Regions from separate parts of the Homo sapiens genome. Here region 2 is linked to region 1. A link is a loop called in an ENCODE intact Hi-C map of the cell type or tissue named here. Cell type or tissue: B cell. All regions are shown on one strand. Each heading gives the region's core, and the rest is flanking DNA. Links, peaks and the distances in the headings are about the cores only.

Region 1 (8,391 bases), core at 183-8,182:
GAATGTTTTAAATCTCAGATGCAGCCCATTCCTTTCCAGAAGCTGCCTTGGAGATAAGGATTTGTACCCAATCAATCGTCAAGAAGTGCCCTCAGGGCAGACCAGCAAGGAAGTGGGGAAGCAGGACAGGGAAGGGGAGGAAGCCAAGCGAAGGTGAGATTTCAGGCAAAGTCTGCAGAAGGCAGCTTCAGCCTGATCCCAGGAGGATCCCAGGGCGTACACTAGGCCTAGAGTTGTCTCCACTCAAGGCCAGAGGGCTGGACTTTGATGCCTGTCAGTCTTTAGACAAAGCCTACAGAGAGAGGCCATAAATTCCCAATCACTTCCTGCTCTCTACCTATGTGGGTCAAGCTGTTCCAGTAGCCTAGGACAGCGGGTGTCAGAGCAAAACATATGGGATGGGCTCGGAGGAAAAGGTTGCAAACATGGTCTACTGTACGGCCTCAGTCCCGGCCCCAGTGCTTATTCCTTCTGTCCTCAATATTTGTCTGGAAGATGGAAGAGTTTGAGAAATCCTGCTTTGTCCAGTTCTGTGTCCAGAGTTCTGCCAGAGGTGGGTTAGGGACAGTTGGTTCCATGCTCTTGTCCCAGATCCTGTTCTTGGCTGTCCTTGTTCTCTTTCCAGCCTGGGCAGACCACCTGAGACCTGAGCCATGGATTCCCCTGAGGCAGCTGGTGTTTCAGAAGGCACCCCTGCCATCCCCTGACAGGGTGCTGTTGACCCTCTGCAGGGAATGACCCTCCCACCTAGCAGCAGGAGGGCTTCGTTAGGCCTCAGATCTCCTGGCATTCAACTCCAAAGCTTGTGTGGTCATGGGCAAGTAATTTTACCTCTCTGAGCCTCTAGTTCCCCATCTATAAAATGGGTTTGGTAGGCTAAATAATGGCTCCCAAAGATACCCAGATTCAAATCCCTGGAACTTTGGAATGTTACTTTATATGGCAAATGGGATTTTGCGGACATGATTAAAGTCTTGACATGGGGTGGACCCAGTATAATCACCAGGCTCTTATAAATGGGAAGCAGAGAAAGATGTTAACAGAAGAAGACAAGGTGTGTGATGATGGAAACAGGTTGCTGCAGTGATGTGCTGTGACGATGAAGGAAGGGACCACGAGCTGAGGAATGTAGACAGCCACTAGAAGCAGAGAAAGGCAAGGCAGTGGGTTCTCCCCTCAAGAGCCTCCAGAAGAAAGCTGCCCTACTGTCACCTGGACCTGAAGCCCAGAGACTCATTTCAGACTTCTGCCCTCTGTAAGAGAAGGTATTTGTGCCGTTTTAATTTGTTACAGTAGCCATAGGAAACTAACAATGGAGCTGCCACCCCCAGCAGCTGTTAGTCACAGCCCCATGTCTGTACTTGGAAGGAGTAGGACAGGAATGAGTTTCTGGACTTGTTGCTTCTGGAATTCCTGGGCCTGACTCTGAGGCTGTAGCCCATTGAGTGTATGGGTTCCCCTCCCAGTAGAACTTTTAACCTAAAAACATTCCTTTGCAAGTGGTCTTAGAAAGGTCCAGTTAGTTGTCCAAAGTCACACAGCTAAGGAGGACAAGTTTGGACCCACAGCTGCCTTAAGCCTGGGTCTGCTCTTTCCTGCACCTGTCCTGGTGTCTTTTGAAGGGCCCAGTGTGGTAGGCTAAGGCAGCTTCAAGTACTGGGAGAGTGGGGGGAGGGTTGTCAGAGGTCCATCCTGGCCACATGTACCTGTGACCCTGACATTTTTACTCATGATGCCAATGTGGGGGTTGGGGGGAATGGAGTCTCAGGGTCTGCTTCTCCCTTGCTGGAGAATGCTGGGCAGGTTACACAATGCACCAAGCCTCGGTTTCCCCATTCTGTTCAAGAGTCAGGACCGCCATGCTGCTCAAACCCAGAAAAACACTTCACTTCCATGACCTGTGTGGAAAAACACCTTGGGCCCTTCCTACACTGACATTCCAGGGCCAGAGCCCAGAAGGATTAGCTAAAATGTTTGCCCCTTTCACAGAGCAGGCCCTTAGTGGGTAGAAGCTGCTGCTAAACTTACTACTAAATATGTGTCTAGGGAGTAGCAGGCAACCTGGGGAACTGGCAAGTGCTTTCTACCTGGAGGAAAAATTCCAAAGCATTCAACTTTGGATGCAGCTGGATGAGGGACCTTGGGCAAGTCTCTTCTTGCATCAGGACTTATTAACCCTCTTGTGTTAATAGGGTCGGTCAAGGTGCTCTTTAAATTAGTACCACTGATTTATTTCTGACGGGCCTGCCATTATGTTTATTTATTTACTCTCAACAACCGCATAAGATGTGGGTATGAATCCCATTTGCCTGAGGCTCACTGGCAGCAAGTGGCAGAGCTGGGGCAAAGAGCCCAGGTGAGTTGGACACCGTGCATCCTTCAAGGTGTGTGTGTGGTGGACAAGGTATGATGTCTGTGCTGCACTCACAGCGGGACCTTGGAAAAGTTCTTGTCCGTCTTCGGGCTGGGTTTCCATGCTTGCCTGATGGGGAGTTGGACAAGAATATACTTGGGGGCGGTGGTGATAATACCTACCTACCTCATAGGAGACGACTGAACAGCAGAAGAGCTTCCAACAGGTCTGACCCATAATTTGTGATCAAGAAAAGTTTATTATTACTGTTACTAAGCAGGCCGTTTCAGCCATGGAAGTTTGTGATTTCCTCCTCACTGTGGCTCTGTGCGATCTTTTTTTTTTCTTTTTTCTTTTTTCTTTCTTTTTTTTTTTTTGATGGAGCCTTGCTCTGTCGCCCAGGCTGGAGTGCAGTGACGCAATCTTGGCTCACCGCAACCTCCGCCTCCCAAGTTCAAGCGATTCTCGTGCCTCAGCCTCCCAAGTAGCTGGGATTACAGATATGCGCCACCACGCCCAGCTAATTTTTGTAGTTTTAGTAGAGACTGGTGGGGGTGGGGGGACGGTCACCATGTTGGCCAGGCTAGTCTCGAACTCCTGACCTCAGGTGATCTGCCCGGCCTCCCAAAGTGCTGGGATTACAGGCGTGAGCCACTCTGTGCGATCTTGCGTAAATGCCTTACCCTCCGCAGACCGGGCCTCGATCTCCGGGTCTGCGGTGGGGCTGATTGCAGTAGGCACACACAGCCTCCCAGGTCTGAGATTTTCATCCTGCAGCAGGGTTTGCGCTCCCTATGTCCGAGTTCCTGGGGGCGGGCCGTGGCGGCGGCCTTTCGGTGATTGGTGCGCTCCCAGAGGCCCCGCCCCCCCCGGGCCGCCCCCTGCTGTCGCGGGCGGGCCTCAGGGATTATGCAAAGGAGCCACCGCCCCGCCCCGCGCCCGGATTGGAGGCCTTTGTTTGCCGCTCAACTCCAGGAAACCACCCGCGCTCGGCGGCCGCCAGCAGGTGAGACTCGGGGAGGGGCTCGCGGGGCGTCCGGGGTGGTCCCTGTCCCTCGTTGGGACTCAGTTTCTCCGTCGGGAGAATGGGGAGGGAGAGTGGACAGCGCCAGTGGGCTCCGTTCCACTGGGACGGCGCTGCTTTCGGTCTTTTCCACGTGGAAACCCCACGCGCACGGGGAAGGAGACGCATCACCGCTCCGGGAATGGGAGGGAGCCCTGGACGGGCGGTATGGGCCCCAGTCCAAACCGTGCCGGCCGCGGGGTTCCTCAGTCTCCACCCTCCGGCCTCAGTCTCCACCTCTGCACAATGGGGGCGTTGGCTTTTTCTCTTTCCAGCTGGGGCTGGTGGCAGGGAGGGGAGGGGTCCCGGGGGAGCTCGGGGGTGGGCCTTGGCGGGGCCTCGGGCTGTGTTTGGGCTGGAGGCGTGGCCCGGGTTGCTGTGGTTACTGGGGAGGTGAGGCTTTCTGTCTGGGATTTGTGTGAGATTCGTTCACCCAGCAACAATCCGCGCAGCCTGGCGGCCCTCGGAGCCGCGCGCGCTTCCCGGACGCCTAACGCAAGTTTCTTTTCCTCTTTTTGTCGCGGGGGGGAAGGTAGAACAAGGGCCAGTGTCGGGTAGGCAGCCCTGACAATGGTAGGAACTGAACGGGCTGCAAAAATAAGTCCAGTTCCCTCTTGGTACACCTGCGGAGGAGAATGAGGTCCAGAGAGGGGGCGCGACTGGCCCAAGGGTGCACAGCAGGGAGGCGCAGAGCTGGGCTCTCCCCAGTGTGATGGGGCTGGCACAGGCAGAACCAGAGTCTGCTTGCTGCGTGACCTTAGACGACACTTCCAAAGCTCCTTTCCCGGGCTTTTGTTGAAAGAAATGACGGATTGGAGTCCATCATTACCTATGTTTAAAGACCTGCTTCTGAGATAGTCGGAAGGGAAAATTGCTGATAACAAACCTGGGCTATGTTGGAGCAGAGAGAAGCTGAGACAGGCTGCAGTGAAAAGAGACATTGTTCCTGTCCTCTAGAACAGAAGGAGAAGAAATGGGCTGGAACTGAAGCATGAAAGACTAAAGTTAGATACATACAGGGACTTCCCAAACGACTTTTCCAGGCGCCTTCTCTGGAATTGGTGGGTTTTATTTGGGGGCTGTTTTGTTAATAAAACAATGGCTGCCCATCTGTTAGAGAGGGCCTAAGTCTGGTTTACTTACTAACAAACAGGGGAGCGGAACCTATGGTGTTTTGGGACTCTGGGTTTATTCCTGGGGCAGTCGTCTCACAGTTCTTCTGCAGGAGGGAGGCGATGTCCACGTGGGGCCTTTGCCTCCTAAAGTCCAGCCGGTTTGCATTTAAAACATGTGATTGGGGCTGTTTGTTGCAAGGGGATTTCATCAGCTCCCACCGTCCTGCAGACTCTGCCAGAGGCGCTAGGATAGGGGTTTCCAGAGAGACTGGGAATGGTCCCAGCTACAGGGCCGTCATACTGAGAGGGTGTTTTGGAAATTGGTGCACAACATGGACACTTCAGTTTCCCCCCGTGGGGGCGTGGAGAAGGAAAAGTATTTTTAAAGCATTCACATCCCCAGTCGAATTCCTGGTCCTTTTTATGTTTCCTCAGTCCTGGAAGGTGGGAATGATCTGGAGACCAGGAGTAAGAAGACCTGAGTTTAGATCCCCAGCCTGGATTCAGTTCTGAGTGCCTCAGTTTTCCCTTCCACAAAATGAGGTTGGTAATGCCCACTTTACCACCATTTTTTTTTTCTTTTTTTTTTTGAGATGGAGTCTAGCTCTGTCTCCAGGCTGGAGTGCAGTGGCGCGATCTCGGCTCACGGGAACATCTGCCGCCCAGGTTCAAGCGATTCTCCTGCCTCAGCCTCCTGAGTAGCTGGGATCACAGGCGTGTGCCACTACACCTGGCTAATTTTTGTATTTTTAGTAGAGATGGGGTTTCACCATGTTGGCCGGGATGGTCTCGATTTCCTGACCTCATGATCCTCCCACCTCGGCCTCCTGAAGTGCTGGGATTACAGGCGTGAGCCACCGCGCCCATCTACTTTACCACCATTTTAAGGCTTGAGTGAGGTGGCATCATAAGAAACTTTTGCTCAGTCCACATTCTAAATAAATGAGGAAACTGAGGCTCAAAGAAAGGAAGGAATAATGACAACAATAATACCATTGGTATTATTAGCTAATATCATAGGTAATATTTATTGAGTGCGACATTCTAGCCGCTGTGCCAGGGCTTTTACTGCAAGAAGTGAGGTTTGGGAGGGCAGGAGCTCTTATCTGTTTTGTCACCATTGTTATTCCCTAGTGTCTACCTAGTACAGAGCCCTACACAGAGTAGGTGCTCAAAACATTGTTGTTGATCATCTAGATTATATCAGTTACGTGATGTTGTCGAAGTGGGTGTTATTGTTGTCCCTCTTGTACAGATAGAAAGCCTGAGGTTCAGAGAGGTAAAGCCACTTGACGAGAGTCACACAGCTTCTCACTGGTGTTAGCGCATCCTTACTTTGGGGTGTGCAGGGTGTGCTGGTGTCAGCTCGGGAGAGTGGATTGTGCCCATCTCTTCCCAGTGCAGCATTCAGTGATATCAATAGCTTGAAATTGGCATGGCCAATTTCAGTAAGGGTATTTAACACCATCAAAATTAGTAACCACCACAAATCAGGGCTTTTTCTTACTTTTTTTTTTTTTTTTTTTTTTTTAAAGACAGCTGCAGGTGAAGGGTGTTGGGGGATGGAAGACCAGCCTTGCTTCTGCTTGGCAGCCTGGAGTTGGGGGCTTTTTGGCAGAGCCAAGTGGAGCCAGGCCAGAAGGCCTGCGCCCCACTGCAGCTCCCCTAAAGTATGCGATTTGGGAAGAAACCCTTTATGAGATGGCTTTTGTAGTGTACGGTGTGAGTTATGCAGTGCAGCAGCCCCTGACTTGGGAACAGGTTGGTATGAGCCTGAATTCCAGGCCAAAATGTCTGGCCTTTAACCTGAAAGTGACAGGAGCCACGGATGGTCGTTAAGCAGGGGAAAAACCTGACAGGATGGTGCCCTAAGATTTGTCATTGTGCCAAGGGATTGGGGGGTAAGTCAGGGTGGGTGATAGGGAAGAGGTGCGGCAGTTGGCCAGGGGAGCCAGGAGGCTAACAGAAGCTCCTCATTTTCTGAGTGTGTCCTGCGTACAAACACATTATCTTGTTACTTTACACATGCATGCCTGAGGGAAGGAGAAGCCTCTGTCTGTAGATGAGGATATCAGAGAAGTTCTGAAACAAAACAGCAAAGGGCTGATCTACCCAGGCTTCCTGCCCCCAAAGTCTCACATTCTCACTCCTCCCTCCCTCCTGCACCCCAGCTTGCTGTTCCATCTTGGCTCTGGGCTTCCTTGCCAAATGTCAGGCGAACTCCAGCTCCATTGCCGAGTGAGACCTTCTGCGCCCAGTGCCGCTCCCACACCAGCCCCTAGGTCCTTGCCAGCATTCTCCCCCCAGCCCCCCCACTGCCAGCTCAGCTTTTTCTGGGGAAGGAGCCTGGGATCAGGGCCAGAGTGGGATGTCCAGCTGTCAGTCTCCTCGGGGTCTTGGGACCACAGCCAAGGACCAGGACTGAGGAGGGGAGGTCTCAGGGTCTAAGAGGCACACTCAGTCCCCCACTAAGGATTCATCTGGAGGATAATGCTTTATTTGTGGGTACAGACCCAACTGTGCCTTAACATGCTGTGTGACTTTGGGCAAGTTGTGTAACCTCTCTGAACCTTTCTTCATCTGTTAAATGCCTAATTATTTATGAGGATCCAATCCAGCAACACATGCCATGCCTCCAAATGCAAAAAGTGGCTGAGGCTGGGCGCTGATTGCTTCCTTTCCTTTTAGTGATTTTCATGTGTTCCCACATGTTGCATAATGGCTGTATTGCAGAAAACAACATATTGTATTAGAGTTTAAACAGAGGAGGAGAAGGTGTGGGGGTTACAGAATGTTATAGGATGTCAGAGCTGTAAAGGGCCTCAAAGAACCCAACGATACATTTCGCCTTTCACAGGAGGGGCAACTGAAGACGGAGGTGCCCAAGGTCAGAAGGAAGCACCACACAGAGGTGAGGTGGTATTCGTTTGTTTTGTTTTTAAGAATAGTACATGTTCATTTCATTCTTATTTTTAAAGCAACTGTTATATTTGAAAAATACCCAAAAGGAAAAATGGTAAACTTCCCTATCAAAAAAACTTGCCTATAATTCTACTACCTAGTGATAATGATTGTAAACTTTTTTTTTTTTTAATTGAGACAGTTTCACTGTCATCGCCTAGGCTGGAGTGGGGTGGCACGATCTTGGCTCACTGCAACCTCTGCCTCCCAGGTTGAGGCAGTTCTCCTGCCTCAGTCTCCCGAGTAGCTGGGATTACAGGTGCACGTCACCACACCCAGCTAATTTTTGTATTTTTAGTAGAGACGGGGTTTCGCCATGTTGACCAGGCTGGTCTCGAACTCCTGACCTCAGGTGATCCTCCCGCCTCAGCCTCCCAAAATGCTGGGATTACAGGTGTGAGCCACGGCGCATGGCCTGTTGTAAACATTTTAAAGCATGTCTTTCTCTTTCTTTTGCTTTCTCTCTCTTTCTTTTTCCTATCCTGTCTCCTTCCTTTCTTCCTCCTCCTCTTCCTCCATATTTTACTGTTTTTTTTTTTAAGTGGACTCAAACTAGATATATATTATTTTATAACTGGCTTGTCCACTTAACATAACAAAATTTTTACATTATTTGATATTCTTCAATAGCATGACTGTTAACGGCAGCTAATATTATTCCTTTGAGTGGAACTATCACAATTTCTTTCAATGATCACCTGTTACGGGACACTGCTATTGTTTCCAACCATTTTACCTATTGCAAGTTTCAGTTGCAAAGTGATTAAGATCACACTGTCCAGGGCCGGGCACGGTGGCTCACGCCTGTAATCCCAGCACTTTGGGAGGCCGAGGCGGGTGGATCACGAGGTCAGGAGATCGAGACCATCCTGGCTAACACAGTGAAACCCTGTCTCTAC
Region 2 (8,258 bases), core at 259-8,258, 210 kb before region 1:
GTCTACTAGAATCGTCTTTTGCTGCCATGGTTCTAGATGTTTGTGAAGATATGAAGTGGCCAGTCAGCACACATCTTCATGATTCCAAGCTGGCCCAAGGGCTGATGGCCACTGATCAGGCCCCCTAGAGGGGGAACAGGGCTCTCATGCCCTCACCATTTTTCACTTCTCTCAATACTTTAAACAGCAGCAGCTACAGAATGGGCCCAATGCGAAATGAAAATGTGGGGCCTCTTCTACAAAAATAATGAAGAATTTCAAGATGGCGACAGCACAGCATTAAACCAAATGGGAGGGGCTTCCTAAGTGGGGGACCCTGTGTGACTGCACAGATTGCATGCACCTGAAGCTGGCCCCGATTTTCAGCTCTGGAAGATCACTTAGGAGCCCCCTCTCCCAACCAAGACTATGTAAAAGACAAGCCTTTAACAATTATCATGTATCTGCCCTGCACTGGGCTCTAAGGCTACAAAGCAGCAAACTATGAAAACATTGAAGACTTTAGAGCCAGAAAACCTGGACTTAAATTCCCACTCTGCCACATACATGCTCTTTGACATTAGCTGTCAAGGTACTTAACAACCCGAACCTTGCTGTTCTCATCTGTAAAATGGGGATAGAGAGGTCTACCTCCTATAGCTGCTGTGGGGATGTAACAGAAGGAAATGCAAGCATAATATCCAGTACTCGGCTCACCAGACAGGCCCCTTTCCTCAACATGATTTTCCTATTTTACAGGAGAAAAAACCGCAGGTCAAAGATGTAAAGTGACTTGCCCAAGGTTGGGAGGCTATGCTACCAGCCATGGAGCCAGGAGATAAACCCAAGCCATCTGGCTCCAGGGTCCAAGCCCATAATTTCCATGCCCTTGCCCCTCTGCACTCTAGTGTGACTGTCTCTGAGAATGTTCATGAAATCACCCTTACAAAACAAAACAAAACAAAACAAAAAAGAGTGAGTCAAGGGAGACTGCATTTCCCAGGCAAGATCAAGCAACAAATGCAAGTCAGCCCTGAGATGCTACTCTGGGGATGGCAGGGGCCTTCTCCTCCTCACCTGGCCCACAGCAGGAGACTCTCCTAAATATGCTAAGTGTTTCTCACTCTCATCACGCCTTACTTTCTTCCTGTACCAACAAAAATAGCCACAAGGATCTCTGCCCTGCACTTGATAATCACTGAAGCCCTTCCCTCCTTCATTTGATCATCTCTTAGGCCCCTGAGGCAGATATAATTCTGAGATCCATGTTCCAGACAAGAAACGAAGGGACATCGTAGCTAGGGGCCTACAGCCCAGAGAAGCTGTACTAGAGTCTCAAAAAGGCCTGGGGGACCGAGCAGCCACGAGGGACCATGCCCAGGCTGGAGTTGCACAGGTAGCCTTTCAGACTGCGTGGAAGGTTCCATTTGTTGCAAAATCCCCCCATGAGGCAATGTCTTTCAGAAGAAACCACAGCACTCTACTTGGCCCCATCAGCCTCTCACAAAGTACTAATCAGCAGGCTTTATTCCATTCACCTGGAGGCTGTTTCCTGTAATAGCTAAAAGTAACCGGCCCTGTCCTGCCGCTTCTCACCTGTGTAACCTTGAGTAAGTTACTTCTCTGCCTCAGTTTCCTTACATGTAAGTGGGGATAACGACAGTAACTTCAGGTGGTTGTGAGGTTTAAAGAGTTCACACATGTAAATCACTCAAAATAGCACTGGGCAAGTAGGAATCATTGAAGAAATATAGCTGCCATCATTTTTACTCCACAGACATTTCCTAAGCACCTTCTCAGGCCAGGCCCTGTGCTATCTTGAGCACGAAACTGGAAATAAAATCTGAAGTTCCTACTCAGCCCTCCCTGCTAGGGATCACCATCTGGTAGGAAAGACAAACTCAGGGAAAGACAATTACAAAACAAACAATTGCAACAAGGCAGTGAGAGGGAGCACCTTGGTTGGGGTGGGGGAAGGGTTCTCCGGAAGGCTTCCTGGAGGAAGGAGGCTCCTGGGCTTGGCAAAGGTGGAGGTGAGAGCCAAGAGAGGCCAGTGCCAAGCAGAAAGGGATATGGACCAGAGGCCAGGACATGCCCATCAGGGCAGCCTGTGTGGTCACCTTGCAGCCCCTCATTCAACCAGGAAGCTGCAGAGGGCAGGAGGGGTGCTGGCAAGACCTCAAGGGCAGATGCCTATCATATGTCCTGAACCCCATTTCCCCATCCAGCTCAGCCCTGCACCAGCCCGAGGATAACACAGAAGGTCAGACAGACAGCAGGGTGGAGGCAGAGCAGGGGGAGTGAGCACAGCCTTGAGGCCCCTGCAACTAAGCAGGAAAACTAGAGCTTCTCTGGGTCTCCTCTGCTGATTCTGCATTTTAACCAGAACTTCCAGATATCCATCTTGCACAAGGTCAACTCCCCTCTTTTTCAGCCCGTAGAGAGCATCTGCAAAGGAACATACTCTTAAGTCCTATTGCGCAAAGGCCCCCAGCTCTGCAGACACCGAGTGCCCAGCCTCCCCGGGAACTATGTGCAGCACTGAGATTCGTCAGTTTCCTAAGTCAGGTTTTGTTTTGTTTGTGAAAAACACAACACGAGACCCTAAGAGGGCCTGTTACAGAAGTTTCGGGGCGGAAAAACCTTGAGACACAATGAGTCCGAGCTCTCCATTTTACAGGTGAGGACGTTAAGACCCAGAAAAGAAAGTGTACCATCCAAGGTCAAGGAGCCAGTCCTGGACTGGGCCAGAATTGAAACCCAGGCTCCTTCACGCCAGCTGGAGCTGTCTCGCCATACACGGCCTTGGCCTTGGGCAGCTGTCTCGTCCCAGTCTCAGTCTCCGCCCTCTGGAACTGTCCAGGTCGGCTGAGGATGGGGGATCTCCTTCTCCCCATAAATCAGTCTGGCCCTCCCCAACCGCGGGCCCCCAGGAGGCTTGTCAGAGCCGCTCCCACGGCCGGCACGCGGGGGAGGGGCCCCAGGGCGCACGAAGGACCCCCCGCAGGCTGCCCGCCGCGCCGAACCCAGGCCGTCTGGCCCGAACGCAGGCCAAGGCGGAGGCGCCCAGGCTGCTTCCCGGCCCCGGAGCCCCACAGCACCAAGCCCGGATCGCAGGACACGGGCGCGCGCCCGGGCCCGCGCACACTCACCGCCCGCGCCGCCGCCGCCGCCGCCGCCGCCACCCCGGGACGCGGAAGGTCGGGGGCGCCGAGCCCCTAATGCCGCAGCCTCTGGGCACCGCAGCCCCGCGCCCAGCACGCCTCCCGCGCCGCGCTGCGCCGCCTTCACGGGCCCGCCCCCCGCCCGGCCGGCCCCGCTCGGTCGCCCAACCCCGAGGAGCCGCCCGCCGGACTCGCTTTGGGGCCAAGAGGGAACGCGCCTCCCGGGCCCGCGGCGGAGCGGAGCTGGAGGCCGCGTTTCATCAGCCGAGCGCCCCCCCGGGACGCCGGAAGGAGCCTCCGCGCGGAGCCGACCACGTGCACGGCATCTTGGGGCACGGGTTCCCGCCGTCTCCCCACTGTAAAGGAGCGGCTTACTCCAGAGGTCCAGCCCCCTCACACACAATCACGGAACCCGTGGATGAGGCAGTATTTGAGACCAGAAGTTTATTGGGGACTTGGGTTTGGTTTTTGTTTGGTTGGTTTTGTCGTTGTTTTTAGAGTCGGGGGTTTCGCTGTGTTGCCCAGGCTGCTATCGGACTCCTGACCTCAAGCGATCCTCTTGCTTGGCCTCCCAAAGTGTTGGGATTACAGGCGTGAGCCACCGCACCTGGCCGGGGACTTGTTTCTAATGGAAAATTGTGTATGTGCTGTATTGTTAAGAGCATTGGTTTGGGGTCAGACTAGGCTGTGATTCGGGTCTCTCCACTTCTTATTATCGTCTTTGGTAAATTATTTAACCTCTTTGTGCCTTCGTTTTCTGTAAAAAGCAGATAATTATAGCTACTTCATGAGGTCGTGTGAAGATTTAATGAGATAGTGTGTGTGAAATGTTCACAGCTACCAGACACATACTCACTCGTGTTCCCAATTGCTATACTCACAAGGGCTCACTCCCATCGCCATCCTTCGTAATTTCAAAGGGTCTACGGTTAAAAGTAAGTAACCTTTCCCCTGAGGAAAACACTAACCTTGTGCTTTCCTTGTATTTTTCCTTAGAGCACATATGTACCTGTGCGTGTGTGCGTTTACACAAAGGAAGGCCTTTTCTATTCTGTTGGGCACTCTGCTTTTTCATTCGACAAAGTACCTTGGCGCTCATCGGCCAGAACGCGCCACACTGCCTCATTTCCTTTTAAGGGGCACATAAACGTCCCTATATTAATATTAGGTTTGCGCAAAAGTTATTGCGTTTTTTTGCCATTAAAAACATTACAGGCTGGGCGCGGTGGCTCACGCCTGTAATCCCAGCACTTTGGGAGGCCGAGGCGGGAGGATTACCTGAGGTCGGGAGTTCGAGACCAGCCTGATCAACATGGGGAAACCCCGTCTCTACTAAAAATACAAAATTAGCCGGGCCTGGTGGCGCATGCCTGTAATCCCAGCTACTCGGGAGACTGAGGCAGGAGAATCGCTTGAACCCGGGAGGTGGAGGTTGCGGTGAGCCGAGATTGCGCCATTGCACTCCAGCCTGGGCAACAAGAGCAAAACTCCATCTCAAAAAAAAAAAAAATTGCAAAAACCGCGATTATTTTTGCACCAACCTAATAGAAAGGGTCTTTGTTTTCTTAACCCTTCTTTCTTAGTGGACATGAAGGTGATTTCCAGCCTTGCTGACAGGCCTTGCCCTGATACACATAGCAGCATTGTTGCATACACGCAAACATGCCACAGCCTGCATTTCTTTCTTTCTCTTTCTCTTTCTTTCTTTCTTTCTTTCTCTCTTTCTTTCTTTGTTTCTTTTTCTTTCCTTCTTTCATTTCTTTCTCTCTTTGTTTCTTTTTCTTTCCTTCTTTCTTTCTTTCTTTCTTTCCTTCCTTCCTTCTTTTTCTTTTTCTTTTTCTTTTTCTTTTTCTTTTTCTTTTTCTGAGACAGGGTCACTCTCTTGCCCAGGCTGGAGTGCAGTGGTGCAGTCACAGCTCACTGCAGCCTCGGCCTCTCCTCTCAGGCTCAAGGGATCCTCCCACCTCAGCCTCTCTGGTAGATGGGTCTAAAAGTGCATGCCACCACTCCCGGCTAATGTTTTTGTTTTTGTTTTTGTTTTTGTTTTGTAGATGCAGGGTCTTACTATGTTTCCCCAGCTAGTCTCAAACTCCTACACTCAAGTGATCCTCCCACTTCAGCCTCCCAAAGTGCTGGGATTACACGTGCAAGCCACCATGCCTGGCCCATTTCTATAAGTAGATGTGCTGAGTCAGAATGTACATGCTTGTTTGTTTGTTTGTTTGTTTGTTTGTTTGTTTTTGAGATGGGGTCTCGCTCTGTCACCCAGGCTGGAGTGCAGTGGTGTGATCTTGGCTCACTGCAGCCTCCACCTCCCGGGTTCAAGCGATTCTCCCACCTCAGCCTCCCGAGTAGCTGGGATTACAGGGGTGTGCCACCACGCCTGGCTAATTTTTGCATTTTTAGTAGAGACAGGGGTTTCACCATGTTGCCCAGGCTGGTCTCGAACTCCCGACCTCAGGTGATCCACCCGCCTTGGCCTCCCAAAGTACTGGGATTACAGGGGTAAGCCACCGCACCTGGCCTATGCATGCATTTTTTTATTTTAACAGATATTCCAAATTGTTGGGAAACTCTCAGACCCCAGAACTTAGCTGGCTGCATGCTCGGCCAGCCCTCAGAGACAGCATGATTGGAGGCAGGAGCAGGAATTGGCAACCTGAGAAGTAGATACCACCCAGGCACCCTCATTCACAAGGATCCAGGTAGTGGGCTACTAAAAATGAAGTTCATTCATTTATTTATCCACAAATGGACATTCAGTACCTGCTAAGGGACAGGCATTGTACTGAGCAAGAGTGAACAATACACACCAGGTCCCTATTTAGTGTGCCTGATTTCCAAACAAAACAAAAACAAAAAACAATTTAGACGCGTGGGAGCAAGAGCCTCAAGAGATATTGAAGCTTTACTCACTGATGATAGGATATTAAAAGGGATCCTGCAACAGGTGTGTGGCCTGATCACCATCTATCTAAACCCTACCTCTCCAACAAGGTTGCCCTCCTCCATGAAGCCAGATGTGGTCCCCCTGCCCTTTCTGCCAGGCTGCCTTTACTCTTCATTCTCACTGCTGGTCACTCCAGCGTGAACTTAGTGCTGACACATCAATCTCCTATACCAGGGAGGCACAGAAGACAGGGGCCTTTGGAGCTGGCCCACCAGGCTCTACCACTTACTGGCATGTGGCATTGGCAGGCAGCTCAGCTCACTCTCTGAGTTTCAATACCCTCATTTATGAAAGGCAGATAACTGCTAATCTGGGAGATTGCAAGAATTAATTGAAGTGATGAAATGCTTAGAAGAAAATGCTCAGTAAAAGTGTGGTGCATTCTTGGACAACGAGGTATCATGTGTTTGCATCTCTGAAATGTCACCAGTGTTCAGTCCTGGCATAGCAAGGAGGAGTGGGTGCTCATGTAGAATGGAGAAAGGACAATAGAATCCAGTGAAAGTAGGGTGAAATCCAGTCAGGTGTGCTGGAAAGCAGACTTCAGTAGTGATCATCTTGAATCCACAAGGTCCTTGTGGTGGGCCCAAGCCTCTCCCCACCCACAGCCTACCCTGGACTAATCTTTACTCACTCTCTCCCAACACGTAAAAACCCTATGCTCCAAAAATACAGAGCATCTCTCATTTCCTCCTATAACCCTCTCCCCCTGTTCTCTCACTTCTAGTTCTCAGTGGTTGCCATTCTCTCCCATCTGGAAAGTTGTCTCCAAACCCCAGCCCCATCGTTCTACCTGACGAACCAACTCATTCTCGGGTTTCAGCTGAAAGGGCCCTTCTTCTGGGAGCCCTGCCCTGTCCTGGGCCTAGGCCAGTTCCCCATTCTCATAGTTCATTCTCATAGTTACTCTTGTTTGTTTGTTTCTGGCTTTGTGTGTTTTTATTTTTTGAGACAGGGTCTCACTCTGTCACCCAGGCTGGAGTACAGCAGCGCGATCTTGGCTCACTGCAGCCCCGACCTCCTAGGCTCAAGTGATCCTCCCACCTCAGCCTCCCAAGTATCTGGGACTACAGGCATGCACCACCATTCCCGGCTAATTTTTTATTTTTAGTAGAGACAGGGTTTTACCATGTTGCCCAAGCTGGTCTCGAACTCTTGAGCTCAAGCAATACACCTGCCTCGGCCTCCCAAAGTGCTGGGATTACAGGTGTAAGCCACTGCGTCCAGCCCTACTCTTGCTTAACCTACACTCATCCCATACCCATCACATGGTATTGTCATTGTTCAGTGTCCCCTTTCCCAAAAAGAGAGTAAGCCTTTTGGGCATAGGGCTGTTTCTACCCATGTTCATAGCTATCCCCCTGCCCCTAACCCTGTCCTCAGTAATTGTTAAATGCATATGAAGTAGTGAATGAATAAATATGAATGAAATCATCAGGGCCTCAACTATAGATAAATCCAAATAACCACAAACCCCAGCCAAAGCCACCCTTACTCAGCAGTTGCTCCATCTGTCCTGTTGTGTCTGTAAGGGTTACAGACCCAGGGCTGAGGGCTAGCTGCCAACACTGTTTGATAACTTGGATGAAGTAAGAGAATGAACTTTTTTCCAGCCTGGCAGAACCTTAGTGTTGCAGCAGATGGTACTGAGAGAACCTCAGAACTGCTGGATGAGTAAGTGAAAAGGCAAAGATCAAAAGATCAAAACTTACATCTTGGTGTTTTTTGGTTTTTTTTTTTTTCTTTTGGAGCTCATGTGCCAGTTATAGATTCACTAACTTCCTAAACTTTTCATGGAGACATACTACTTGGAACATTGCCATGGCCTGAACAAATTGAACCAAAGAATGCAGTATTAGTAATTCAGGCTGGGAACTCAGACAGACCTGGGTTTAAATCCAGACTTCACCACAAATTGGCTCTGTGACCCTGTAGCCTCAGTTTCCTAATCTGCAAAATAGAAATGATAATACCTACCTCATAGAGATGGTAGGAAAATTAGATTATGTATATAGAGTACCTTGAATGCCACCTGGTATAAAGTTGATGTTAATAAATGTGAGCTATTTTAGAAATTATTTCCGAAAGTGTGTCCCACAGAATGTTCCGTTGCTAGTGGCTCCATTACATTGATTTCAGCTCCCGGAAGTCACATCCTCAAATGA

The links. Peaks named below come from ENCODE experiments on the same cell type or tissue, not always from the same donor. Only the 100,000 strongest peaks of a DNase experiment are listed, where the experiment ranks them.
Region 2: it touches region 1 in a loop (12-fold over the local background); 7 of 110 quality-filtered maps call a loop at or near these places.

What each region holds. Positions count from the first base shown.
Region 1 is chr9:114,393,408-114,401,798 of GRCh38, reverse strand. It overlaps a transcript of AKNA not described here. Among named protein-coding and RNA genes, the nearest start is that of AKNA, 9.6 kb to the right of the region's middle. RefSeq lists silencers at 3,061-3,360, 3,671-3,760. In B cell, for the core only: a CTCF peak has its summit at 3,560; DNase peaks (open chromatin) are centred at 3,298 and 3,918; H3K4me3 peaks cover 2,106 bases; H3K27ac peaks cover 5,131 bases.
Region 2 is chr9:114,606,438-114,614,695 of GRCh38, reverse strand. It overlaps TMEM268 (transmembrane protein 268), which reads right to left and starts at 3,405. Exons shown (of 9, transcript NM_153045.4): 1 at 3,132-3,405. RefSeq lists silencers at 2,774-3,053, 3,164-3,373, 3,414-3,493 and an enhancer at 6,616-6,675. In B cell, for the core only: CTCF peaks have their summits at 4,688 and 4,898; a DNase peak (open chromatin) is centred at 3,395; H3K4me3 peaks cover 3,154 bases; H3K27ac peaks cover 4,963 bases.